Linked DNA regions of Mus musculus: region 1 is linked to region 2. The links are chromatin contacts, found by POLR2A ChIA-PET in ENCODE. All regions are on one chromosome and are shown on one strand. Each heading gives the region's core, a stretch centred on a gene start or an enhancer-like site at or near the end of the contact. The rest is flanking DNA. Distances are from core to core; before and after follow the strand shown. Region 1 overlaps Eml6 (echinoderm microtubule associated protein like 6). Region 2 holds the start of Rtn4 (reticulon 4).

Region 1 (2,700 bases), core at 127-2,626, 55 kb after region 2:
GGGCAAGCCAAAGCCCCATGGGGCTGGATCCATGATAACTGAAGGTCATCTATATGACTGTATAGGAGCATGGTCCGGAGACAGCTCAGGAGGACTCACGAATTTTTCTGTGCATGGAAAATCAAAGAGCTTCAGCAGCCCGAAGTCATCCCCTGTGACAATGTTCAAGCCAGCATGGGTCACACATGCACAGTTGACATCAGCCTTGTCTGCGTTTCGTGGCCAGATTCCAATGACTTCATCTCCGAGAACACTGTTCCAAGAGGAAAAGGTATTAGGAAGATGGGACATAGTTTCCTAGGGTTGTTGTCCCCTCCTAAGGTAAAAAGTAGATAGGAATTGTAGGTCATTTGGTCACGTGGGCACACCCTGCTCTGCATTTTCACCACCAGGCACAGCCCTTCCCCAACTCCCCTACATTCCAGAAAGAAAACTTTTATTTTATTTTTTCTTCCTTATAGTTCCACTGAATATGTATGTTGGCAAGGACAGAGTTCCTGTACCTTTTATCTTTAGGTTACTAGAAGCTTCATTGTTGCTGGGCTTGGCAAAACATTTGAACTTGCTGAATGTGGCTTGGGGTTGGTACGAATGATTAAACAAAAAGAAAGCCCTGATCGCATAAAATCCTCCCCTAAGCCAGTGTCTAGCAGCTTTGCATCCTCCCCCACTGAGAAAAGACAGTTTCATCTCAGCTCTTCCTATCCTGGCCATCACAAACCCAGAGGCAGAGCTGGGGCCTCTTCCTCAACCAGAGTTCTCTTCATTTACCTTGTCCAGGAAGCCCAGGTGATCTTCTCAACAACCATGGCTTCAGTTACTTGCTTCCCCAGGGGAACTTCATGTACTTGGCGCTTATAGGCTCCTGTTGACACCTGCAAGAGGAGAGGAACTGAGTCCATCTGCTTCCTCAGTTCCACAGACTCTCTTGGCTGTCTTTCCCAACACTAACTCTGCCCCAGTTACGCTTTTCTTTAAATCCAAACTCAGCTCCTGGCTACAAAGCCAATAAACAGTCCGTTGCCCCACAGCCCATGCTAAAATTCATAGGTAGGGTGTGTTCTACCTCCCCAACCCCTGTCAACACACAACAGCCTATGTTAAAATTCAGAGTATCTTCTATCCATTTCTACCCCCACCACGAGGGATGGTGAACATGTCAAGTGCCCTCTTGGAGTCTCCTAAAGGAAACTGGCCACTGTTTTCACATTAAAGGACACTTGCCAGTGTCTTACATCCTAGGTCTCTTCTCTCCCCATGGGGATGGTGTCTCTACCCATGTCACCAGGGTTTTCCTTGAGTTCATGGAAAGATCCTAAATCTTTCCCACCTCAGGTTTTCAATGCAGATGGCTTGGGACAGAAATCCTGCCCCCTTTGTTAACTCCCTCCTACAGGGCAGACATTGCTCAGCCTAACGAATGCTTTTTTAGAAGGGAGGCAGGTCTAAGTTGAGTGCCTCTTCAGATGCTGCCTGACAAGCTACACTTTGCCTTGACTGTCAGTCCTTGCCTTCTCCATGGAAGTGTGATAAGCTCCAGAAGAAATGAACATACTATATCTATCCAAAAGCCTGCCTAGCTGAGGCTTTGTTGGATACATTTGAAAAATGAATATAGGTTCTCCTCTCCTCCCCCTCTCCCTTCTTCCTTCCTTCCTTCCTTCCTTCCTTCCTTCCTTCCTTCCTTCCTTCCTTCCTTCCTTCCTCCCTCCCTCCCTCCCTTCCTTTCCTTCCTTCCTTCCTTCCTTTCTTTTTCTTTCTTGTTTTTTGAGGCAGGGTTTCTCTGTGTAGCCCTGACTGTCCTGGAACTCACTTTGTAGATCAGGCTGGCCTTGAACTCAGAAATCTGCCTGCCTCTGCCTCCCAAGTGTTGGGATTAAAGGTGTGCCCCACCACCGCCTGGCTTAAGCACTCCTCTTTCCAGGCTCACAGATGCTGAATGCTGAAGTAACTTCTGTTGTTAGCCACAAGTCCCAAAGGTAGGACCCCTTGATCTTGCCTCTCAGCTGTGCAGAGACCCAGTCGTGAGGTCTCCAGCCCATTCTGGAATGCAGCAGCCATACTTCCCAATAGAATTTGGAGAATAAACAATAGCAAGCTTAGAAGTGCAGACCTAAAGAACTAGAAATTCGGAAGTTTTCTAAAACTTATTGAAATTAGTCCTCCGGTGCATGTGCGTACATGCAAATGCCTGCTGTGGTACTTGCCAGAGGACAAATTGTAGGGATCAGATCTCTCCTTCCATCATGTGGGTCAGGGGGAGGGGTTGGACTTGGTTAGCAGCAGGCACAGTTACCTGCTGCGCCATCTCCTCAGGCAGAAATGAGGAAATTTTGATGATGAGCTGGTGGAGGTAGGGTAAAGGTGACTGGGGATATGTTCCCTGGTATTCATGTTTTGTTTTTGTTTCTTACGAAAAGACTTGTACACACAGACACACACACACAATTACTTTCCTAATTATCCAAGCCTCTGTCTCTACATTTATAAAATAGGGATAGTACTTGGAAGTTAGCATGGTGCCCAGGACACAGTAAGCACTCATGTGGAAACAGTGTTTTTTCTTGGTTGCCCCTGAGACAAGTTAACGAGAAGCATACCTGAATGTATTTGCTGTCTGCAGAAAAGTCCATCTGAATGACAAAGCTTGGGATGTCTTTGCAGTAGCCGATCCGGTTCAGACTTGTGCCCTGAGTAAGG
Region 2 (2,700 bases), core at 123-2,622:
TACTCATCCCACTATATCCAAAATACTATCAATGCCAACATAAAACCAATGTGAAACAGAAATTATAACATTTCTTATAAATTCTGGGAATGTAGTGTGTATTTTATTCACAGAACACACTTCATTTCAGTGCTCAGGAGCTAAAAGCAGCCAGTTGCTTCAGTACTAGACAGTGCACATGTAGACTGAACAATTGGAATGCAGGCAATCCTCTCTCCAGAGTAGGCATGCAGCCAGTATTTTTGAAAAGTGTATAAGAAAGATAAAGGGACTCTGCAAACCTTGAAGCAAAGTTTTCTATGTTCTACCGTTTTCTTTCTTTCTTTCTTTCTTTCTTTCTTTCTTTCTTTCTTTCTTTCTTTCTTTCTTTTGATTTTTTGAAACAGGGTTTCTCTGTGTAGCTTTGGCTGTCCTAGAATTCACTTTGTAGACCAGGCTGGTCTCGAACTCAGAAATCCACCTGCCTCTGCATCCCAAGTGCTGGGATTAAAGGCATGTGCCACCACACCTGGCTACCGTTTTCTTTAAAGTGTAGCTTTGGGGGGGTGGGGGTGGGGGGGACCGCACATCAGGAGACATGCCATTCCAGCATATCAAACCAGTGAGTGTAGGGCTTCCCGACTCCTAGGAAGCCTGAATCATCCGGGATGTTGACTCATCAGCCTGAGGTGAGTGAAAAATAGTGAACCAATTTTGCCTTCCAAGGCATCTATTTCAACGTTCCTTCCCCCTTCTCCCTTTCTGGTGACTCATTCTCCGTGCACTTTTAGAGTCCAGCAGAATGCAAGGCCGAAAGCATTCTAAACAGTGAGCCCAGAGCTCCGGGTAATCTAGCACAGCTGTTTTGCCTACCTCATTCCAGGCCTGCAGTCTAGAAAGGGAGGGAACTTGAAAGTGTCAAATAAATGTTTTGTTTTTCTTTCTCCTTTTGAGGTGGTGGTAGTTATGCGTTGGGACCATGTCTGAAAATAAGTCTTTTATCTAAAAAAATCCGTAAGACCTAATTCAGTCTTGTTAGTACCTTTCTCCACTTTTTTTTTTTTTTTTCCCTTTTCGGGGAGGAAACTTTCCACTCCTAGGTCCCCAGGATAACGCCCTTCCACAGGCTTCTTGGAAAACTCTCCAAATCCTGGGACCGCAGCCCGCCCCCTTTTGGTAGACTAAAATCCCGCTGTAGGCAAGGCCAAGTCCCCGCCCCATTCCCCAACTACACTAGGTGGGGGTGGATCCCAGCTCCAAACCCCGCCCTCCGAACGCCACCAAGGAAGTATGGCAGGCTCCGCCTGCACCCTATTTCTATTGGACAACCCCGTGATCCATCTTCTCTATCCCGCAGCCTATTGGCTCTCTGTCCCCCGCGCCAGCCAGCCCTCCCCTGCCGGGAAGGTGAGTCACGCCAAACTGGGCGGAGAGTCTGCCCTCCTCTCTCAGTTGCTCATCTGGGCGGCGGCGGCTGCTGCAACTGAGGACAGGGCGGGTGGCGCATCTCGAGCGCGGAGGCAGGAGGAGAAGTCTTATTGTTCCTGGAGCTGTCGCCTTTGCGGGTTCCTCGGCTTGGTTCGGCCAGCCCGGCCTCTGCCAGTCCTGCCCAACCCCCACAACCGCCCGCGGCTCTGAGGAGAAGTGGCCCGCGGCGGCAGTAGCTGCAGCATCATCGCCGACCATGGAAGACATAGACCAGTCGTCGCTGGTCTCCTCGTCCGCGGATAGCCCGCCCCGGCCCCCGCCCGCTTTCAAGTACCAGTTCGTGACGGAGCCCGAGGACGAGGAGGACGAGGAAGACGAGGAGGAGGAGGAGGACGACGAGGACCTGGAGGAATTGGAGGTGCTGGAGAGGAAGCCCGCAGCCGGGCTGTCCGCGGCTCCGGTGCCCCCCGCCGCCGCACCGCTGCTGGACTTCAGCAGCGACTCGGTGCCCCCCGCGCCCCGCGGGCCGCTGCCGGCCGCGCCCCCCACCGCCCCTGAGAGGCAGCCGTCCTGGGAACGCAGCCCCGCGGCGTCCGCGCCATCCCTGCCGCCCGCTGCCGCAGTCCTGCCCTCCAAGCTCCCGGAGGACGACGAGCCTCCAGCGCGGCCTCCGGCGCCAGCCGGCGCGAGCCCCCTAGCGGAGCCCGCCGCGCCCCCTTCCACGCCGGCCGCGCCCAAGCGCAGGGGCTCGGGCTCAGTGGGTGAGTGCTGCTGCGCGTTACGCCCCTCCCTCTTTTGTGTCTTGGCCCGGGGGAGGAGGGGACGGGCAGGGCTGCTCGGGACCCTAGGGCTTTGTCTACGAGTGGCAGGGTGATGGCGCCCCCGCTGGCGGGAGGCGGGCAGAAGGGTGGGGCGGCCTCGGAAGCCTGGGTGCCTTCATTGTTTGTCGGGGTTTCGGGGAGCACGTGCACCGCTGCCAAGTCGCTGGTTCCCATTCCAGCACGAAGTTCTCGCCTATCAGCAGCTAGGAGTGTGTTGAAGAACTAGGATGGTGGATTCCTTGGGCTGGGCTGGGCTGGGCTGGGCTGGGCTGGGCTGGGCTGGGCTTGGAGGTGGGAATGGGAAGGCTGTGGTGCCCTAATCCCTTTATTTAAAGGATGGGCGTTTGTCGACCACTCTACAGTTTTTTTATTTTTTAGGGCCTGCCTTCCTTCCTGCCGGGCGTCGGGGGATCCCCTTGCACTAATCCCCTGTTTCTTTCTCCCTTTATTGGTGGGGAACTGGCCGAGCTGC

What was found. ChIA-PET counts read pairs that join two places held with the same protein, here RNA polymerase II (POLR2A).
Region 1: POLR2A ChIA-PET joins it to region 2 with 14 read pairs in embryonic stem cell. The contact joins the enhancer-like site here to the promoter of Rtn4 in region 2. POLR2A ChIA-PET finds 5 or more read pairs at or near these places in 3 of 5 experiments (Patski and embryonic stem cell).

What each region holds. Positions count from the first base shown.
Region 1 is chr11:29,746,659-29,749,358 of GRCm38, forward strand. It overlaps Eml6 (echinoderm microtubule associated protein like 6), which reads right to left. Exons shown (of 42, transcript NM_146016.2): 38 at 2,601-2,700; 39 at 772-875; 40 at 100-253. Among named protein-coding and RNA genes, the nearest start is that of Rtn4, 55 kb to the left of the region's middle. Within about 2 kb of position 1,377, at least 1 of the 3 ENCODE cell types and tissues checked has a DNase peak (open chromatin) inside an H3K27ac peak, as active enhancers do.
Region 2 is chr11:29,691,526-29,694,225 of GRCm38, forward strand. It overlaps Rtn4 (reticulon 4), which reads left to right and starts at 1,373. Exons shown (of 9, transcript NM_194054.3): 1 at 1,373-2,168. The coding sequence starts at 1,664.